Linked DNA regions of Homo sapiens: region 1 is linked to region 2. A link is a loop called in an ENCODE intact Hi-C map of the cell type or tissue named here. Cell type or tissue: PC-3. All regions are shown on one strand. Links, peaks and the distances in the headings refer to the core of each region. The heading gives the core; the rest is flanking DNA. Region 1 overlaps NIBAN1 (niban apoptosis regulator 1). Region 2 overlaps EDEM3 (ER degradation enhancing alpha-mannosidase like protein 3).

Region 1 (11,560 bases), core at 4,200-9,199, 50 kb before region 2:
GCGGAGCTTGCAGTGAGCCTAGATCGCGCCACTGCACTCCAGCCTGGGCGACAGAGCGAGACTCCGTCTCAAAAAAAAAAAAAAAAAAAAAAAAAAAAGAATGGCAATCATTAAAAAGTCAGGAAACAACAGGTGCTGGAGAGGATGTGGAGAAATAGGAACACTTTTACTTTGTTGGTGGGACTGTAAACTAGTTCAACCATTGTGGAAGTCAGTGTGGCGATTCCTCAGGGATCTAGAACTAGAAATACCATTTGACCCAGCCATCCCATTACTGGGTATATACCCAAAGGACTATAAATCATGCTGCTATAAAGACACATGCACACATATGTTTATTGTGGCACTATTCACAATAGCAAAGTCTTGGAACCAACCCAAATGTCCAACAATGATAGACTGGATTAAGAAAATGTGGCACATATACACCATGGAATACTATGTAGCCATAAAAAATGATGAGTTCATGTCCTTTGTAGGGACATGGATGAAATTGGAAATCATCATTCTCAGTAAACTATCGCAAGAACAAAAAACCAAACACCGCATATTCTCACTCATAGGTGGGAATTGAACAATGAGAACACATGGACACAGGAAGGGGAACATCACACTCTGGGGACTGTTGTGGGGTGGGGGGAGAGGGGAGGGATAGCACTGGGAGATATACCTAATGCTAGATGACGAGTAAGTGGGTGCAGCGCACCAGCATGGCACATGTATACATATGTAACTAACCTGCACATTGTGCACATGTACCCTAAAACTTAAAGTATAATAATAATAAAAAATAAAATAAAACAAAAATTATATTTATGGTTGAAAATTGAAAAAAAATCTCAATTTTTATCAACCTGAGTGCAGATAAACAATTTTTGTTTATCCATATAATGAATACTACTTAACAATAAAAAGGAATGAGCTACTGATAGATGCAGCAACATGGATGAATCTCAAAAACAAATGCAAAATAATTATGATTTCATTTCTATAAAGTTCAAGAACAAGCAAAAACTATCATGATAGGTATAAAATCAGTGCTCATATCTTGGGAGGTGCAGACTGGAAAGTGGGGTGGGGGAACTTTGGGGGTGATGGAAATGTTCTCCTTGATCTGGGTTATGGTTACATAAGTATATTTACATATTTAAAATCATTGAGCTGAACTTATCTGTACATTTTACTATATATAACTTACCTTGGTAAAGTGCTATTGTGATTAAACAAAAAAGAAAGAAGGAAACATCTTGGTGATGAGGGGAAAAAAGGAGGCTCCAAACCTGCTAATGAGGCCTTGAGATGATAAAAAAAAATCACTGCTGTCTTCTCCCATGAAGTGCATAAAATGCGTGGCCAGTACAAGGAAAGGGAAAGGAACCACCAATGGCTGAGTGAGTTCCACACCTTATCATGGACAGTAATAGATGTGTCGAGGTCAGGCATGGTGCCTAGACAGTGAATTGAATTGAAGGGAACCCAATAAAATATTATTGAATTGAGTAATTTGCCCCTGGGCCAACATGGTCCTTCTCTTATGCCCTCCAAGAAGAGAATCATGAGTGGGAATCGTCCTTTCTGTATCTCCTCTAAGAACAGGCATCTCATGCCTTTTCATCTTTATCTTCTAATCTCTTGCTCTCCAGGAGCTTCAGAAATACGAGCAGTTCATCTTTGCAGATCATACCAATATGATTCACGTTGAAAATGTCTATGAGGAGATTTTACATCAGATCCTGCTTGATGAAACTCTGAAAGGTAAGAAAGGTTACCTGGTGCTGCAGGGACACTCCATAGAGGGGAGCATCCCTGAAATAGGACTCTGTAAGGCCAGTCAGGGAGGAAAAGAGAAGAGGAAATGGACATTGGTGAGGGAGGGAGACAGACAGTGAGGAGAGGGAAGGAAAGAAGGAAGGATACTAACCTTGATTGAGTGTTATGATTAAGCACACACAAAGCTGGCACTTTAGATGTTATTTTCCCTTTTTAATACACAAATATGAATGCTGTGAGATGGGAATTTTAAGTTTCATTTTACAGATGAGAAAGTTGAGGCTTAGTGAGATTAAATCTCGGGTCTCTCATGAAGAGCTGTCTTCCTCTTGCTATTCCAGACAGAACAAAGGGAAAAGGGCTTTTCTTAGGCACAGGCTTGTAACTGCCCCTGCCCCCCACCCACCAAAGCTGAGAAGAGGCAATTCCAGCAGCAAGGCTTATTAATGGCTCTCTCAACACATTCCCAGACTCCACTCAGCCAGACAGAAAAAGGTGCAGGGTGATGATGCAGTGCCACGCAAGTCTCGGTGGGACTCCGGCATCCAGTATCCTCAGGAATCATGCCTTGCCTGGGATTGGATTGTGGATAGGAAAACTTTGTTTAAAATATGCTGGAGAGGGCTGGGCACAGTGGGTCACACCTGTAATCCCAGCACTTTGGGAGACCAAGATGGGCAGATCACTTGAGGTCAGGAGTTCAAGACCAGCCTGGCCAACATGGTGAAACTCCATCTCTACTAAAAATATTAAAAAATTAGCTGGGCATGGTGGTGTACACCTGTAATCCCAGCTACTCCAGAAGGTGAGGTAGGAGAATCGCTTGAATCCAGGAGGCAGAGGTTCCAGTGAGCCAAGATTGTGCCATTGCACTCCAGCCTGGGTGACAGAGTGAGACTCGGTCTCAAAAAAAAAAAAAAAAAAAAGCTGGAGAAGGCCACCATCAAACTGTGGACCTGAAACATATCTGGTCTCCTTTTGGAAGGTCTTGAGTATCACAAAAGACCTTCCTCAATGAAAACTGGCCAAGGACAAGCCCAAGGTCCTAGTAGCTAATTCTAGGGAATCCAGTGAGACCAGCAATATGAAGATGTCAGCACAGTGTCTACACAAAGGAAGGGCTCGGTCAAGGCCACTGCCAGCCCACCATGGGCACTTTTGGGTGATTTAGAAAAAGACTCCTTTCCTCCAGACACTTTATTGCTGTCTGTTAGAAAATTGTCACAATATATTGATTTTGTTAGAGAAGGAAACTCTGCAGCTAGATGCTGAAAAGTTATGCCGAATACACAAATCTGTTCTGTCTTTGATATGAATGGCACCCCTGAGATGTGATATTTTTGGGCACTACAGCCCCTGCACAGCCATAAGTAGGAGGCCTGTGGTCAAAAATGTCACCTGCTGTTGTTGTTGTTGTTATTGGATTTGCCCCTCTGGAGGCCTTTGAAACTGAGCTAGATGCACATGGATCTTCATTTTGGCCCTCTCCTCTGCATGTGCAGTACCGAGTACCTATTACACATTCAGGACTGTACTGCAAGGTAAAGCAGATAAGTGTAAGGCCTGGCCCTGCCCTAGAGGATTTCAGTCCAGGTGGACAAACTGGAGCCACCCATCTTAGCAGCTAATAAAATGTGCTGGGGCCTCCCTGAGGGATACAGGTGACACTACTGCAGACCCTGAGTGTCTTGAAAACAAAGGCTATAGTTTATTCATCTCTGGATTCCCAGGGCCTGTCCCATGTTAAATGTCCTGCAAATGTTTGCTGTTTGAATAAATGAATGAATGAATGCTACAGAGGCTCAGAGTTTGGAAAGAGTTTATAGACTTTGGTCATCAGGGAAGGCTCCCTGGATGTAAGCTGGGTCTTGAAATGGAGAAATTTGGATAGCCAGAGAGGCTGAAAGGGGACTTTGGCTTCTCAATAAAATCAGAAAATCATGTTTTGTTTTCTGATATCTCTCAGTGATAAAGGAAGCTGCTATCTTGAAGAAACACAACTTATTTGAAGATAACATGGCCTTGCCCAGTGAAAGTGTGTCCAGCTTAACAGATCTAAAGCCCCCCACAGGGTCAAACCAGGCCAGCCCTGCCAGGAGAGCTTCTGCCATTCTGCCAGGAGTTCTGGGTAGTGAGACCCTCAGTAACGAAGTATTCCAGGAGTCAGAGGAAGAGAAGCAGCCTGAGGTCCCTAGCTCGTTGGCCAAAGGAGAAAGCCTTTCTCTCCCTGGGCCAAGCCCACCCCCAGATGGGACTGAGCAGGTGATTATTTCAAGAGTGGATGACCCCGTGGTGAATCCTGTGGCAACAGAGGACACAGCAGGACTCCCGGGCACATGCTCATCAGAGCTGGAGTTTGGAGGGACCCTTGAGGATGAAGAACCCGCCCAGGAAGAGCCAGAACCCATCACTGCCTCGGGTTCTTTGAAGGCGCTCAGAAAGTTGCTGACAGCGTCCGTGGAAGTACCAGTGGACTCTGCTCCAGTGATGGAAGAAGATACGAATGGGGAGAGCCACGTTCCCCAAGAAAATGAAGAAGAAGAGGAAAAAGAGCCCAGTCAGGCAGCTGCCATCCACCCCGACAACTGTGAAGAAAGTGAAGTCAGCGAGAGGGAGGCCCAACCTCCCTGTCCCGAGGCCCATGGGGAGGAGTTGGGGGGATTTCCAGAGGTAGGCAGCCCAGCCTCTCCGCCAGCCAGTGGAGGGCTCACCGAGGAGCCCCTGGGGCCCATGGAGGGGGAGCTCCCAGGAGAGGCCTGCACACTCACTGCCCATGAAGGAAGAGGGGGCAAGTGTACCGAGGAAGGGGATGCCTCACAGCAAGAGGGCTGCACCTTAGGTTCTGACCCCATCTGCCTCAGTGAGAGCCAGGTTTCTGAGGAACAAGAAGAGATGGGAGGGCAAAGCAGCGCGGCCCAGGCCACGGCCAGTGTGAATGCAGAGGAGATCAAGGTAGCCCGTATTCATGAGTGTCAGTGGGTGGTGGAGGATGCTCCAAACCCGGATGTCCTGCTGTCACACAAAGATGACGTGAAGGAGGGAGAAGGTGGTCAGGAGAGTTTCCCAGAGCTGCCCTCAGAGGAGTGAAAGGGACAATTTGGCTGAAGTCTTTCTCTGAAAAAAGCCAAAGGGTTATAGGGGTACACTTAGGGGTTGCATGCAAGCTGTTACCAAAAAATTTTTAAGTATTTTCTTAATTTGAATAATAAAACCAGAGGAAATGCATACAGGGCATGAGCAACTGAGGCAAACCTTTGTGGACATGAATTGTTCTACGATGAATTTTTGCTTTAGTATTTTAATAAGAATTACAAAGACAATGGCATACTTGGGGTGAGAGGGAGCTGAGGATGTCTGAGGAGGGAATAGTATTGCAGGGAAGACTGAGAAAACAGTAGGATGACAGTTTTGAGTATACTCTGCACTTTTCAATTGTGCAATCTTCTTGTGCACTTTAAGGCTTTTTAATTTTGTTTGAGAATGCAAATGTATACTGTAAGTCTACCTTTACTATCTACTATGCCTACTTCACCATCTCTTAAGGACTCGGCATTTGTCCACAGTCAGACTGCAAGAGAGGGTAGGTCATGAACAGTCACCCGTGCTGGCTGTAGCCCCCACAGAGGCAATCATGCCCAATAGATTCAAGAGAAGCTAAGCGGAAATGGAGGGTGGAAGGTGTGATCTGTGGGACTGTCTGGGCCTGTTACTCATCCTGCTATCAATTTCTTATTAATTAATCTTGATGATTCTTATTAATTAATCACATTTGCAGGAAATTCAGATGAGGCAAGAAAATTTTATTGGCCTGGGTAAGACTGAAAGCATTCCAAATTAGGCTTAGACTGTGCAAAGGGCTTAGCTAAGTTATCGAGCTTAAAACCCGTCAATTAAACAAACATTATTTGAACAGTTACTGCATGCCACGCACTGTGTTGGGCTTAGTAATAAAAAAAAGAAAAGATAAGTGCTTGTTCTAGCATAAATTAAAAGGTCCAAGGGAATTTAATCTGGAAGAGAACATATGCCAATTTTTAAACTATGACAGCTTTTTTTTTTCTCTTTCCATTCAAATAGTCCTGGTTCATTCCCAGAAGGGCACAAAATGAATGAATAAATAAATAAATGAATAAAGACAAAAGCCAAGGTGTATGCTCTCAAGTTCCAAAGATGTTATCAAAAGCTGAAATCATTTGTTTGGTCATTCAGCAAGCTAATTGAGTCTCTGTTATATACCAAGCACTGGGGATACCATGGCGAAAAACAACTTTGTTCCTTCCTCCTAGAACTTACATTTTAATGGAAATAGACAAAACACATCTTCTTAACGGATGGTGACCTATAACCATTAATGTTGAAAATGGAAGAGACTTGCTTCCAAAAGATTAAAAGGAGTTGTTCTTTTCTCCTTCAGAAAAATACCAGATCATTTCCTAAAATCTCCAGTCCCAAGTATTACATCGTGGTTTCCCTCCCCGACTTTTTATTTTATTTTATTCTATTTTTTTGAGATGGAGTCTCACTCTGTCGCCAAGGCTGGAGTGCAGTGGTGTGATCTCGGCTCACTGCAACCTCCGCCTCCTGGGTTCAGGAGATTCTCCTCTGTCAGCGTCCCAAGTAGCTGGAATTACAGCCATGCGGCACCATTCCCGGCTAATTTTTGTATTTTTGGTAGAGATGGGTTTTCACCATGTTGGCCAGGCTGGTCTCAAACTCCTGATTTCAAGCGATCCACCCACCTCGACTTCCCAAAGTGCTGGGATTACAGCGTGAGCTACCTGGCCCCTCCCCAAATTTTAACATCAGATCTCAACATATTTGTTGAGAACTTGTTTAGATCATCACTATCGAGTAAATTTATGTCAGTTCTTTAGAGCATTTGCTTCACACACAGTTCAACCATTTAACCAGAAATTAAAATATCACCCTTTTCAGCCCTCCCATGAAGAATTTCTAGGTCATAAACATGAATAATACTCAGTATATGTATAATATCATATTTAATTGTTGCAACTTTTCTTGGCGTGTTTAAATCCTCATGTCTTTGAGGGATCCCACCACAGGTGAAGGAAGTAAAGACCACTTCTCCCCCAGTCTCTGCTTTCTGCAGTGCTCACTCATATCCTGGCATTTAGCATGGTGTGTTGAAATTAGGTTTACTTCTTGTCTCTCCAAGTGGCTCCTCTCTTAAAAGACAGAAACTAGGGTTTAGTCATCATTTGTGCTTCCTGCTAGAAACCCACAGCCTTGAATAATGGCTTCCTGCCTCCTTGAGTCACTTTAATATCCCTGGTGCATAGGACCTGGCATGCGTCAGGCTGCTCGGGAAATGTGGGAACTGGACACCCAGAACACTGCTGTGCTGGGGCTATTTGGGGCCTGCTGTCAGGCAGAAAGACGTTTTGAATTGGGCTTTCTGCCCTTGTTGAGTTTTCTCTTAAGTAAAGTCCAAAGTCCAAGGGGCAGATGGCCAGATGCACTGCCCAGTAAGGCAGGAAGCCAAAGAGGCAGTGCCCAGCCCCACAAAGGCTGCCCGACTCCCTGGGACAGTAGTGTGGAGTCCCAGCCCAGGCTGACCTCACACCGGAGCTTCCTAGCTTCCTTTCTTTGCTCAATGCAGGGCTTCTTGCACCCCCTGGAAAGCTAAGAGATTTTTTTCAACCCTAAAAGAGAGTACCTTTCACTGCATTGGATGGATGAACATCAGTGCCCTAACTTTATCCATCATGTAGGTCAGGGAGGACTGGGCACTATTTGGCAGGATGTACTCCAGAATATAATCAAAGAATTTTCTGTACATATTTCACTAAAGACAAGTTTTTGGGCTGGATGTGGTAGCTTACACCTATAATCCCAGCACTTTGGGAGGCTGAGGTGAGAGGGTCACTTGAGCCCAGGAGTTCTAGACAAGCCTGGGAAACATAGCAAGATCTCATCCTTACAAAAAATAATAATGGTGTGTGCCTGCAGTCCTAGCTACTTGGGTGGTTGAGGCAGGAGGATTGTTTGAGCGAGGGAAGTTGAGGCTGCAGTGAACTATGATTTTACCACTGCACTCCAGCTTGGGCAACAAAATGAGACCCTGTCTCAAAAAAAAAAAAAAAGTTTTCTAGAATAAGCAGGATGATTGTTTAATTTGAAGATGGAACAGGAAACTAGAGTGCATTTAAAATACTCTGTCTTCATTTTAACATGTTGAATGGAATAACTGCATATCACCATGAGTTTGTTTTGCTTTTCATACAGACTTGTATGTGTCATTTGAGTGGTTTCCAGATTGGAGCGAGGTTATTCTGATCTAAATGAACAGCATTTTTTTCCTTAGCCTCTGTTTGCCACTCTGGGTATCTCTCCTATGGGCAAAGCCATTAGAAATGCATAAAACCTCGAGACATGGTTTTTGGCAAAAACTCCATGACTTTAAACTAGCTCTTTTACTACTGACCTTTCACAGAGAAAAAATATTTCCCTTGAAAAAAACTGGGCTTGTCATTTTTTCCCTTGTAGCTTTAAGCAGAGACATAAGTGCCTTGCATTACACATAGTAAACTTTCTTTAAAAAAAAAAAAAAAAGATTTTGGAGACTACCAGGGTAAGATTCCAACTTGTCCAAAAGCTTTCTGGCCTTACATATTTTATTATAAAAATTCTCAAGTCTGGTAATCTTCTATGTCAGAGCTAGTGATTTCAAAAGGTTTCACAATTCCCCAAGACAAAAGTGATTTTCGTTCATTATAATAAGGTTAAGTGATATGTGATTCATAGCAATTTTGATGTGAAGAAGGGAAGGACATCATTGACTTAATAATAGTATCAGTCGGTGCAACAGTTGGCAACATGTGCCTTCACACTTTACCATAAAGAGACGGGTTTGAGGGTTTGCCTTCTAAAGTCTGCAACTTCAAGAAAAAAAATCGACACTGTGGATTGACTTTCCCGGTCACTATATAAAGCAAATAAACTTAAAACACTTTGTAACCATGTATTTACTCTGCCAGGTGCCTATATTCCAATAAAATGTTCATCCTTGAAGAGCTGACCAGATGTCATTTATTTGGAAGGAGGCTGGTTTCATCTTTTAAGCAGATGTCACATTTGAATTGTGAGGTACAGCCCTCTGAAACGAAAAGGCGAGTCATTCTTGCTGTATCATGGACCTTTTACTTTTCTGTTGTCACGAAGGAATCTGCAGGGAAACCACTTAATGTCAGGTGTAATTATGCTTTGATAATGCATATGCTTACGTCTCCAGGAATTGGATCACATTCATAATACAGCAGTGGGCAATTATTCTTGATGTAATTGAACTGCTGTTCAAACTTAAATTTATTTTCAATGGGTAACATTGAGCAAAACATTCATTCTTTCTGTAATTATATATACAACAGTATTTATTTGCCATGTCCACAGTTGCTCATTTATCCGTGGATTCATTCATCAAAAAAATAATGACTGGTCACCTCCTATAAGCAGGCACTCCAGTGGGTGGTGGAGAAACAAGTGAACACAGTAGACATGATCCCTGACATCAGCAAACGCAAATTCCCAGGGTGGACCTGGCCAGGGAGAACCCCAAATGAGTATTTACTTCCTCACCTGGCCTACATCTTGTCTATAATCTCACCTTTAACTCTAGTCACACCAACAGCTTCAGGCGAGAGAGGAAGAAACATTGGAGAAATCAAGTTCACCAGTGAGGGGGACACTTGGTGTGGCATAAAATTAATCATTCCTTCTCCCCCTTCCATACCAAACTTCCAGGATGCAAGAATCACTTCCAGAGTGGCCCCCTCAGACCTTCTTCCACTTAGAGCCAAAATTCAGATTAGAATTAAGGGACAGGGAGTTGATTTGAAACTGTTTGCAGAGTTTTTTCTGAGGTCATATGTTTATTGGGTGTGGCTTGGACAGGATCCGTGAGTCTTGGGAGGGTCAATTAAAGCTATTCTCTCCTCAGCCACACTTGGAGCCACCCCTGCTTGAACACCACTGAATCTTTGCCACATTCTTCCTTTTGCTAAAAACATCTGGCTCTCTCATCTCCATCTGGCCAATTCCCACTTCTCCTGTAAACGTCAGGATAAGTCAGGCTAAATCCACCCTGCCCCCACAGCCAGTAACACTTTTATGAACTCTCACCCTAATTTTCTTGCCCCCTTCTGGTCATCCTCTCTCACTCTACTGCAGCATTTACCTTGCCTGTGCCTTTGGGACAGGTACCCTGTCTGTAATCTTTGTAATCACAGCAAAGGAATACAAAGCTCAATAGCAAATGTTTAATGCATGTTGAAGGGACCAGACACGGTGGTTCACACCTGTAATCCCAACACTTTGGGAGGCCAAGATGGGCAGATCACTTGAGGTCAGGAGTTGGAGACCAGCCTGACCAACATGGCGAAACCCCGTCTCTACTAAAATACAAAAATTAGCCAGTTGTGGTGGGATGCCCCTGTAATCCAGCTACTCAGGAGGCTGAGACAGGAGAATCACTTGAACCCGGGAGGCAGAGGTTGTAGTGAGCCAAGATCATGCCGCTGCACTCCAGCCTGTGTGACAGAGCGAGACTCTGTATCAAAAAAAAAGTTGAAGGAATAGATGAATAGCATCCATCCATTCCAGAAGTAGGAGACAAATGGAGATATAGCTGATGATTCCTCAGCATGCCATAAGTGGCTGTGAAGCTGGTAACTTCATTTACCCTCAGCCTACTGGGAGAGTTCCATTTCAGTGATGAAAACTGACCATCATTTGTGCATACCCACAGCTCTGGGAGGGAGCTTCAGAGCCAAGTTACCCCCAAGTCAAGCTACCTATCAATACTATGAACCGCTTCCTAGTTCTCAGGGCAGTGGCTGCCACTGGATTTTCTTAAGGTCTCTATGATGCAATCAATGCAAAAAGTTACGAAGGTCACCCTTGAATTGCACCCAAGTCTGCAAAACACAAGCAAATGCCCAAGAGTTCATGGACAGCATCTACCTCTGGCAAGCTCTTCTCCTGTGGATGGGCAGGGAACAGAGAGAAACAGATATGGTCCCTGCATTTTAGGGAGCTCAGTCCATTTGGGAAGATTGAGAAGCAAATGATGGTTCTGCAAGAAGCGGAGGAAGGGTTCTGGCAGCACAAATGTAGGGCAGCTCCTGAGTCTACTCAAAAAATGTCAAGTTTGGTTGTTGAGCTTTTTTTTTTTTTTTAAGTTCTAGGGTACATGTGCACAACTTGCAGGTTTGTTACATAGGTATACATGTGCCATGTTGGTTTGCTGCACCTATCAACTCGTCATTTACATTAGGTATTTCTCCTAATGCTATCCCTCCCCCAGCTCCCCACCCCCCGAAAAAACACATGGACACAGGGCAGTTGTTGAACTTCTTAAGCCTGCTCTTTATTTCTTGCCTCCTTTATCTCTTCTCTATCATAAACCAACAACCAAAATCCAGCTGCCTACCCTGAAGGAGACTTTTACCAAGACCCCTTTATGGCAGCCCCACACACTCTTTTCAGGAATCGGGGTCCTCTGGGAATGCTGCTCCAGACCTCCTGCAGATTCTGTTGTGTTTCTCCACTTCTGGACTCCACACAAAGCAGTATACATGTATAGTAGCAAGAACTCCCTTTGTGTTAGCAATTCCAAATTGGGGTGAGGGAGTAACAGGACACAGTTGGGATGGGAAAATGGAGGAATTCCTACAGGACGCTGAGGTGATTTTGAAGCTAAGAAGTGGCTTCTCCTGGTGAGACTTCAACTTTCCCCTCCTTGCTCTCTCCTTATTCTGTGCTATTGCCTGGA
Region 2 (11,560 bases), core at 2,309-7,308:
CTATAGAATACACTTAGTAGGTTTGTGACAGTGCAGGTACTGAGGGCAGCTTTCAGAGGACTTTCTGGCCTGTGCCTATTGGGACCTAACTGAGTAACTTTCTGCTACAATTAACTACTTAATAAGATTTAAGAGAGAAGGATTTCAGCTTCAAAGACTGGGAACTCTTGAAAGTAACATTGTCTTATATATTTCCAGTGGGACCATACGTGTCCACTGTAATATGTATTTTAAAATGTTCAACTATTTTACAATGTGAGTGACTCTTGCTGTGTACTTCTTCTATATTCAATCTGTGTGAGGTCTGTAACCCAAGATTTAGTCTAGAATTTACACTTCCTCTTTTCAAGTTCTCAACTAACATGACACAGTTCTAAAATATTAACGAGAATACAGTTGCCTTGTATTTGTTATTTGAAGTCAGTTGGAAATTTTTTTCCGGTCCCTACACTCAGAAACACTTTTAGCTTTCTGTAGGGTAAAAGTGTATAGGTTTTGGAGTTAGAAGGGCTTGAGTTCAAATCCTGTCTCAGCTATTTACAGGTTGGACCCTAAACAGGTTATTTAACCCATCTGAGCAGTGTCTTTCTATGTAAAATGAGAATAATTGCAAAGAGTTATTGTAGACTATAGATTTTTTTTTAAAGAACAGGAACCAATTTCTTTAATTTTTAATACATTCACCTTTTTTATATGTCTTGTGCCTGGTACATAAATGCTTAGCAAATTTTTTTGAAAGAACTGAATTGAATTCTTGTGAAGATGAAGTAAAATAATGTTTTTTTTTTTTTGCATTTGATCATTGTGATATATCTTTGTGTTTAAATGCAAAGAAATAATAAACTTAATTAAAAATACAAGTTTAAGGTGAATTTCAGGGCCTGTAAGTCATTTACTTTTTTGTAGTCAGTTGCCTACTATCCTAAAATATAAAATGCCTGGTACATGGCAGGCTTTTAATAAATGTTGAAAGTTTTTCCTCATTTCTCACTAGTTCTTTCTAATACTACTCTCCAGTCTGGTCTACAGTAGAACAATTCCTTTAACCTTCTTGCTTCCCAGGAAAGCAGTGGTGTTTTCCAAAGACAAGCAATATAGTATTATTAAGAGCAAGAACTCTGGACTTGGAGCAGGACACCCTGAGATGGCTCTGCCACCTCTCATCTGGGTTACAATGGGAAAGTTACCTAGTCTTCCTGAGCCTGTTTCTTCATCTCTGCAAAATGAAGACAATGGTTTGCCAGCCTCACAATGTTGTTAGAAGGATTAAGCAAGTTAATATAATGAAAGTGCTTAGAACTAATATCTGGCAAATAGGAAGCATGATGTAAGAATTTACTGCTGCTACTGATAACGACTACTACTATCATTATTATTTATTTCCTGCCTAAATTGAAATTGCCCTCCTAAAATCCACTTAGCCTGTAACTCAGAACTTGTTCTCCAGATAGTACATAGAACTTGCTTAAAGCGCATACATTCTTTCCTGTTCTTGGCATGTGCCCTTTGAACTTACTTTCTATTAATGTAATAGAAGGTTCTATTAATGCTATTTCTTAATAGAAATGTCCTGCCAGCTTTAGGTAGATTACTACAACTCTGCCATCTCTGGACTTAAATCTAGGGATTTTTGGGTTTTTAACACTTATTGGCATGACTATTAATAACGACTATGTTTGACAAATGTCTAGCCCCAGTCAGTCTGCAGTTTACCCACAGTGAATTGCACAGATGGCTTTCTCGTTTACCAAATGACATGAATTTGATGTTTATCTTAGCAGTTCTTGTGTGACCTTATTTAACCCCAGGCCACAGTCACTTTAGGGCTTCTGTTAGCATGTTTTGAGTATTTGTGTTCAGTTTAGTTTGCAGATTAATTTAGATGACAAAATGACATGTATTTGGGCCATCCAAATGTAGAACCTTTTTGGAGCTCCCAGTGTTTTTCCTGTCTGTGTTAGACAACTCAAACTGTTACAAGCAAAAACTATATTCTGGTAAGAGCCCTAAACATTAAAAATAAGCTTGGATAGAGTTGGTAAGCACAATTTCCTTTAGTAGAATCGTACCTAATAACCACTATTAAGCTTGATTTTGTGAAAGCAACAGTAGAATAGTCTTTATTAATCAAACCAAAGGAACTCTTTCAAAATGAACTTCCTGTGCATTTCTAGATTTATGTACATTTTTTTGGAGTGCCTCTCCCCTACCCCCCAATGTTTAAAAAAAATTTTTATTGTTGTAAAATATACATAATATGAAATTTACCATTTTAACCATTTAAGTTTACAGTTTTGTGGCATTAAGTACATTCATATTGTTGTGCATTCATCTCTAGAAATTTTTTCATCTTCCCAATCTGAAACTCTGTACTCGGTGTTTCTCTTTAATGGTTCATTCATCAGAAACAGTAATTCTGTAAACAAAGTATTTTAGGCATGGTACTAATGGGAGTAAGGGAGATATAAATTTATATTTACCTTTTTTTGTGTAGACTGTTGTGGGACTATCATCTATGAGTCATTGTTCCTTGGCCTTTGCTTTCAGAACATCCTAAAACCCTACCAAAATTACACAAGAAATTCTATAGTATCCTCTCAAAACATTTTGTAATCACACTCTGATACTCTACATAGAATTTTAATTCAGTAGAACCAGATCGTTCAGCTAATTCATCTTTTTTAGATATAATTTACAGACAATAAAATTTCAAATTGAGTGCACAATTCTTTTTTGACAATTGTATACAGTTGTTTAACCACCATCACAGTCATGATACAGAACATTTTCATCACCCCAAAAATTTAACTCATAGTTATTTGCAGTAAATTCCTTCTCCCCACCTCTGACGCCTAGCAACCTTGATTTGTGTTTTGTCACTACACCTTTCTCTTTCCTAGGATTTCATATATATGGCATCATACAGTACATAGTCTTTTGATTTACTTTCTTTCATTTAGCATGATGCTTTTGAGATTTATCCATGTTGTTGGAGATATATTGTAATTCCTATTTATTGCTCAGTAGTGTTAGTTGATTTGCTAGAACACAATATTGGAGATATATTGTAATTCTTATTTATTACTCAGTAGTATTAGTTGATTTGATTGAACATAATTTCTTTGTCCATTCACCATTTAATGAGTATTTGACTTATTTTTGGTCTTTGGCTATTATTGTATTAATAAAGCTGCTGTCAACCTGTGAGTGCAAGTTTTTATTTGGGCATACATTTTCATATATTTCCCACCTAGGAATAGGATTACTAGGTCATATGGCAAGTGTAAGTTTAACTTAATAAGAAATGCCAATCTTTTCTAAAATGGCTATAATATTTTGCATTTCCCACCAGCAGTGTATGAGTTTTAATTATTCTGTGTCCTTCCACTTGGTATTTCCAGTCTTACTAATTTCAGCCATTCTGTTGGGTGTATAGTGGTAGTTCATTGTGATTTTAATTTGATTTTTCCTGATGATTAATGACATTGAAAATTTTCCCATATGCTTATTTGCTATTCATATATATATATATATATATATATATATATATATATATATATATTTGTCATTTGTTCTGTTATTACTGAGTTATAAAAGTTAATATGTTCTGGATATTAGTCCCTTATCAAATATATGCTTTGGATATATTTTCTCCCAGTCTGTGCTTTACATTCTAATTTTCTTAACAGGAACTTTTGAAGCACAAATACTTTAAATTATGATCAATCCAGTTTATTATTTTTCTCTTATGATTCATGCCTTTTATAGCCTACCTAAAAAATATTTGCCTAGCCCAATGTCACAAATTTTTTCTTGTTTTTTTTTCCTAGATGTTCTATAATTTTAGCTTGTTCATTAGATCTATAACTGATTTTGAGTTAATTTTTGTATATGATGTGAGGTAAAGGTGGATTTATATATTTTTTTAATGTGGCTGTCTAGTTATTCCAGCACCATTTGTTGAAAATAATATCCTTTCCCTACTGAATTATTTTGAAATATGTGTAAAAAAATTGGTTTATCATGTATACATGGGTGTGTTTCTAGACTCTGTATTTTGTTTTGTTGATCTATCTACCCTTATACAAATATCACATTGTCCTGATTATTGTAGTTTAATAGTGGGTCCTGAACTCAGGCAGTTTAAGTCTTTCAGCTTTGTTGTTCTTTTTTAAAATTGCTGAAGTTACCAGATCTAGGAGCAAAGAGTCAGTTTTTGATGCTGCTTTGACTTGAGTGGTTTAGAGCAGAAGTCTGTTACCTCAAAGCCCTAGTAAATTTAGAGTCTGATATGGAGGGTCTATTATGATTTATTTTATTTTATTTTATTTTATTTTTGCTCTTTCAGCTAGGCACATGTTCTACTTAATTTATATAGGACTCTCATCATCTGAGTTTTATTTCTGAGTGATAATTATTAAATGTTTCTCATGGCTCTGAGTCATATCAATATGAATTACGTATCCCTCAACAATAAACTGTGAAGAGAGAGGAGGTATTACTGTGCCTCAAAAAGCCAGGATGTTTGAAGCTTGATAAGGCTGTTAATTTGCCACGTATGCATTGCTCTGAATTTGTGCAAACTGTCTGTAGTTTGCTTTGTGGTTAACCCAAAGAAAAAGGTGTGGTTGTATTTTTATTCTTAATCTTGAAACAAAGAGACAAAGTATTTTTACACCTGGTTTGAAACTCCCTTATTTGATTATTCTGGGTTGCAATTGCTATTAATATTTTTATTATCTAGATTAATTTCAGGATTTGAATGGCATATTTAATTTAGAGTTTGAATTTATATTAATTTCAGACAGAGGTATGTGTGTGTCTGTGTGTTAGAAAACCCTAAAAAACAGCAGTATGAAGTTTTCTATGCAGTGTTTAAAATAGTAAGGAACTGTTTACAACCTAATTAACATTTGAATGATGTTTTACAAAGATTCTTTCAAAATACATTAGGAATTTTAAAAAATTTTTGTATTTCTTCTAAGTGTTGTTTATATGTGTTAAATATAAAACTATAAAGCAATAAAAATGTACATTCTGGGAAATCAGTTCTGTTGGAATTGACACATAAAAGAGTAGTCAGGAATTTGACACATGAAAAGATACGTGTAAAAGTAATTAGGGGCTGGGCATGGTGGCTCACGCCTGTAATCCCAACACTTTGGGAGGCCGAGGCAGGTGGATCACCTGAGGTCAGGAGTTCAAAACCAGCCTGGCCAACTTGGTGAAACCCCGTCTCTTCAAAAAGACAAAATTAGCCAAGTATGGTGGCGCACACCTGTAATCCCAACTATTCTTGAGGCTGAGGCAGGAGAATTGTTGAACCTGGGAGGCAGAGGTTGCAGTGAGCTGAGATTGCACCACCACACTCCAGCCTGGGTGAAAGAGTGAGACTCCGTTTCAAAAAAAGTAATTAGGAATTTATGCTGAAATATTATATATAATATTAAAATTACATGGTATTGAACTCAGAATTTAGTAGCTGTATGTGGATTCTGATGCTATCAAAACATGTGTTGCCTAGAATCCTCTACCCAGGAATGGATCATTACAGAGCACGCAATTTTCTAAATGTCTGAAAGGTTGCCATCTTCAATGCAAAGTATTCTTTAACCTGCTTTGAAAGTTATTTCCCCCCCTTTCTGTGTGTATTTTTTCCTTCCCTTTCCTATGTGTTTAGTGTTCCTGGCCACTAGTCTGTATTTCTGCTGCTAATTTGCTATGAGTTTGGAATCTAAATAAGTTGACTGAGAGGCAGTAGGAGAGAGTTGGACATGGAATTGGGAGTTTTTTTGCTGAATTTCAAGAACTAAGAATCATATGGACATTCACATAATAAAAACAAGTCATATACAAGATACAAAAGACCACTCTAGTCTTAGAAACTTTGCCATAGCAACACCCAGCAAATGCAAGAAGAGTATAGAACTGTATCTTCAAACTTCTGAAGGAAAAAAAACTGTTCCAGCCATTTTATAACCATTCAAATTTTTCTTCCAATAAGGCAAAAGACAGCCTAACCCAGGAATATCAGAGAACTACAATACCCGTTATACTCTTATTTTAAAACAAATAAGCAATAAAATACCTGAGTATATCAGGCAATCAAGAGATGAACAAAGTAAAAACTAAGAAATTGGAGAAGCCTTAGAAAAATGCTGTGCATCAATTCCACTTGGGTTCTAACACTAGCAACTTGGGGAATTATGGTTCCAGACCAGAATGTAGATGTTATAAACCTTCAAAGTCTTTGTCAAAGCATCAAAACTTTTCTTTCTGATGGTTATAAATATAAGAAAAATGAAAAAAATAGCAAAACTATTATTTACTATATGGTAATTAAAAATATTAGAAACATTGAAATTTAAGGTCATTTCATTTTATTTTTTATTTTTTATTTTTATTTTTTTTTGAGACGGAGTCTCACTCTTGTTGCCCAGGCTGGAGTGCAATGGCGAGATCTCGGCGCAGTGCAGCCTCTGCCTCCCAGGTTCAAGCAATTCTCCTGCCTCAGCCTCCCGAGTAGCTGGGATTACAGATGCCTGCCACCACACCCAGCTAATTTTTTGTATTTTTAGTAGAGATGGGGTTTCACCATGTTGGCCAGGCTAGTCTCGAACTCCTGACTTCAGGTGACTCACCCACCTTGGCCTCCCAAAGTGCTGGGATTACAGGCATGAGCCACCACACCTGGCCTTATTATTATTATTTTTTAAACAAAAGACTCATTAAGAGTAGTTTAAACAGTGCTTTCTTTGCTGCCTTCTCATTGTATAACTTCAGTTACAGAGGAGGCATCTTTTCTATACTTGGTGAATTGGCATACTCCTTTCTAAATTTGGATCAGCTTCAAATATTTTGTCCTTTGCTCTTTCAGTGTCATGAAATATCTGAGGATTTCTTTAATGGGAAGTTTTTTTGTGGGCATAGCTTTTTCTGTGACATCTTCAACCTTTATGTCACAACCACTTTCTTAATGTGTGTCAATAACTTGGCCTTTATTAAGTTTCTGTGGCTGCTTATCTGTAGTCTCTTGAATGGAGAAAGTGTCGACATTCCCATGGTCAGCTAAAATTTGTTGATAACCTCATTTATGTTCAATTCAAATTTCACTTCGTGTTGTCACCTTTTATTTCTTTGCCAGACTCTCATGTTTGTTGGCTAATTCTCCTTTGTTCATTTTTGTAAACTATTACATAGGATTATCACGGGGCGACTAGGAGGCAACATACACTCACCTCTGTGTGAACTGAGTAAACAGAGTGATCATTCACTTGACAGACTTTGAAAGAAGTAATGTGATTGATCACTGATCATGATGAGCATGTTATTTACATAGTGATTTGTGGACTAAAGAGCTAGCATCAAAGTTTGTGTTTTACGTAATTACAGTTAATATATCATGATAACTGAAATTTGAACCATGTTGTTGGGTGTGTAACAAATTTGTAGTAATTGAAACTTGTGTATAGTGAGACCGTACAAAGTGAGACTCCCTCTAATAACATAACTGACAAAAATCCTATATTGAGGGGGAGAATTATGAGTATGTTAATCCTATTATTCTTGGTGCAGGGAGTTAGTATTACCTAAAGTTGAAACATGTACTTAACACGATTCTAACCTCAAAATATTTCTCATAATTATATTTTATTAATTTTAGAGGAATGTTTCAGAAACTGTCTCTTGGTGAAGGAAATATAAAGATCAGCAGGTCTTTATGGTTTTTATTCTTTTCTGTTAAGACCCGTGGCAAGTAGGTAGAAATGTTCTAGTCCAGTTTCACAAAAGCAACCACCCAACTTAAAGAGCCTAGCCCTGGCTCGTGGCCATGTATGCAGGGCCACCAGCATCAACTCCTATGTCCTTTGGGCATTAACATAACTCCCGCTAAAATCTGTCTTTATTCCTAATACCCATGTTGTGGTCAGTGCAGCTTTATCTTCTATACTCCACCGTTTAATTTTGGTACTTGAAAATTTCTTACTCTCAAGCTCAACTATGTGTTAAAAAATAATTTATAACATTTATTTAGCATTTCATTGTGTTTGTAGTGGGTAGGGAAGGAAGATTCCTCCATGTACTTCATTACCATCTACACCAGAAATGATCTGTCATGGTCATTATTAAAATAACAAAAATCCCAGTAATCCAAACTATAAAGTACCTATTAATAAATATTAAGAAATATGTGCAACCTATAGGATGAAACTGAATTCATAAAAGAAGATCTGAATTAATACAGTGACCTACTGTATTCTGAGAAGGGAAGGCTCAGTTGCTAAAGATATCAATTCTCCCCAAATTCAGTTCTTCCAATTAAAATTTCAGTAAAATTTAAGGAAATATCAAAGTTCTCCAGAAGGGTAAACTTAATAAAATAATTTTTATATAATAAAATAATGGTTTATTGATTTTAATGATAAAATAATTAAAATTTAATTTAATTTTTATAATTAATGATTTAAATTATTACTTTTAATCTTAATTATTTTAATGATAAAATAGTTATTTTAATAATTAAAATGAATTTAATTAAAATTAATTTAAATTTAATTATTTTATTAAAATTAAAATAATTTTAATGATAAAATAATTAAAATAATGGTTTTGGAGTAGGAATAGGCAAATAGATCTGTAGAATGAATAAATACTACAGAAATGTGTTCGCAAAAAGTTTAGAACTAATGAACCCAATATTTCAAGCCATTGGGGAAAGGATGGATTGTTTTAAAAGTAGTATTTAGAAAATTATCTATTTTTGGGGAGCAAATGCAGTTACATTCCTATTTCATATTATAAATGAAAATAGATTCCAGATGGAGTAAATATCTAAATATAAAAAAAGTATAACAGTGCTATTTTCAGAGGTTCAGGGTATCCTTTTAAGCATGCTTGAAAGCCAGAAACCATAAGGTGAAAGCAAGATAAAGTTAAAAGCCAAACAAAAGAGAAAAATGTTTACTGTGTGTGACAAACATAATGTATGAGAGTCTCTTGTGGCCAAAAAAAGCAACCAATGGAAAGATGGGCAAAAGATCAACAGACATTTCAAAAAAGAAATAACAATGGATAATACAAAAAGATGTTTATCCTTATTAGTAATGAATCTTTAGATACCATCTTTTACCTAGGAGTTTGGCAAAATGTGAACTATTGATCATTTCCTATGTTAGTGAGAATGTAATTGAGTGTAGATTGGTGTCCTCAATTTGTAGCATTTACCAAAAATTAGTTACACATACCTTTGACCCTAATGGGTCTATTTTTAGGTATCTGATACATAGAAATACTGGCATATGTTCAAAAGATACATGCACATAGGTGTTTATTGCTTCATTGTTTGTATAGAAAAAAATTGAAATCAACCTCCATGTTCATCAGTAAAGGGATACTTTGAGGAATGGGTACTGCTAAGGGGATAGACTCTGGAGTCAGGGTACCTGGCTTTGAATTCTGGATCATTTACTAGATGTGTGATCTAGGCTTACTTAACTTCTCTGGGCCTCAGTTTTTTCATCCATGAATTAGAGATAATTGAATCTACTTCAGAGCATTGTGACAATTAACTAAAATATATAGATAGAATATCACTTAGAATATAAGTACTCATTAAATATTAGCTAATGTTATCAGTTTGTAGTTATTAGAATAGAGTACATCTGTAACATTCTAAAAACGTGGGAAGAAAACTCCATTATTTAAGTGACAAATGTTAGAGCAATATGTGCATATGGCATGAACACCTGTTCATAAATAAAATTTTAGAATAATATATGTGTATGTATTTGAATGTATGTGGGATAAATCTGGAAGGATAAATGCCAGTCTTATCAGTAGTTAGCTCTAGGAAGTGAGATTGGGGAGGGGAGGGGAAGCAGATTATCAGTTTTTTAAAGAAATTTTTTGGTATTGTTTGACTTTTTTCCAAGCATGTATTACATTTGTAATTAAAGATTTTTGAAAAGATTCCACAGGGTGTAAATTTAGTACAACTTTTGACTATTATTTTATTTTTTAACTGTGAAAAAGTTATGTTCTCAAAATGATGTGTGCTTTCGCTTATTTTCCTTAGTAACTTACTAAAGTTTTCCTTGCAGGAACATGCTTACCCTGCTGATGAACTCATGCCTTTAACCTGTAGAGGTCGAGTTAGAGGCCAAGAGCCAAGTCGCGGTGACGTTGATGATGCCTTGGGAAAGTGAGTATTAACACAGGGCATGGCATGGCATCTCAGAGTTCCCAAGTCTTAGACTTTTACAGACAGTTTACATATAATAATATTTCTAGGGATTGGCTAAATTTTAAAGACTGTTTTATGTATTACATTATGCTCCTTTATTCCCTTCTGTTATCATTTATAAAAGATTAATCAGTTTACATCTTGGATCAGAGAAAAGTTAGTTGTTAAGCTGCATATAACTTAAAATATATGTAACTTTTATGTAACTTTTAAAATATTTATAAAGTCATTAGCACATTGGACTGTTGATGTTTTAATATTTTCATTTGTTTTCAGAGCTAGTGAATGTTTCTATGACTCTTGAAGATACGTAGATTCATTGAACATAAATGTAAAGGCTTTTCAGTTTCTTTCAGAGCCTTATAGGTTTCATTGTACTATAGATACATGGAAGTACTAATTTATAGAAACTACCAGTCAATAGAATGTAGATAAGTCTACTTGTACATTCATAAACTATTTAGGATTCTAATGTTTTATATCTTGTTAACGCTTGTTTCTTAGATTTTCTCTGACACTGATTGATTCTTTGGACACTCTTGTGGTAGGTTTGACTCTTCTTGGATTTATTTTATTCATGATATGCACACTTAAGTATTATGAATATGATCATAACACAGTAAGTATGAAATAGAAGCCTTCAGAATTAAAGATGTTCTGATCTTTGCTTCTAAATAAATCTTTTACACTGTTGAGTTGATGATGTCAAATGGAATTATGTAATATAACAGAGATACCCAAATAATTTATGGGGATGTCAGCTTATGTAATGGCACCTTAATTAGGAAGGTCCTTTTTTCCCCCCTTTGGACAAGGAGGTTGAAGCTATTGGAAAAAAGTAACTTTAGAAAATATCATTGATGTTGTTCCATAATGACATGCCAAAATGATATCAAAATTGTTAAATTAGAATCTTTATATTGCTGTGTTCATAAGCAAAAAATTAATTTTTCCCAGCAGTGATTTTTAGCATCAGGTGATCACTTCTTGGTACTCCTTTTCAACCTCATATAGTACAGAAATTTATTTCTGGTTCAGGACTGTTTGTGATGACAGAGGGGAAAGATTGAGTTACAGATGTCATGATTTCTAAATACAGTATCTTTTTAGTTTTTTACTCTTAGATCATTATGGTATAAAAGTAGGCTTTTGTGAGAATTTTCCTTAAGGCATAATTCTCAACTTCCAGTTAATATCCCAAGTGGTGATTAATATTTAAAAAACAAAACAAAAAACCTTTGGGGTATCAGAAATTTTTTGGAACTGGGCTTCTCAATGTTGTTTCTGCATTCTTCTTTCACTGGAGTATTTTTTTTT

The links. A loop is a pair of places that touch in the nucleus more often than their neighbours do. Peaks named below come from ENCODE experiments on the same cell type or tissue, not always from the same donor. Only the 100,000 strongest peaks of a DNase experiment are listed, where the experiment ranks them.
Region 1: it touches region 2 in a loop (6-fold over the local background); 16 of 110 quality-filtered maps call a loop at or near these places.

Annotation. Positions count from the first base shown.
Region 1 is chr1:184,788,274-184,799,833 of GRCh38, reverse strand. NIBAN1 (niban apoptosis regulator 1) reads left to right here. Exons shown (of 14, transcript NM_052966.4): 13 at 1,644-1,755; 14 at 3,737-8,802. The coding sequence ends at 4,857. Among named protein-coding and RNA genes, the nearest start is that of EDEM3, 39 kb to the right of the region's middle. In PC-3, for the core only: no CTCF peak of the experiment used is centred there; a DNase peak (open chromatin) is centred at 7,003; H3K4me3 peaks cover 606 bases; H3K27ac peaks cover 3,802 bases.
Region 2 is chr1:184,736,252-184,747,811 of GRCh38, reverse strand. EDEM3 (ER degradation enhancing alpha-mannosidase like protein 3) reads left to right here. Exons shown (of 20, transcript NM_025191.4): 3 at 10,101-10,201; 4 at 10,748-10,787. Among named protein-coding and RNA genes, the nearest start is that of EDEM3, 13 kb to the left of the region's middle. In PC-3, for the core only: no CTCF peak of the experiment used is centred there; no DNase peak of the experiment used is centred there; H3K27ac peaks cover 2,819 bases.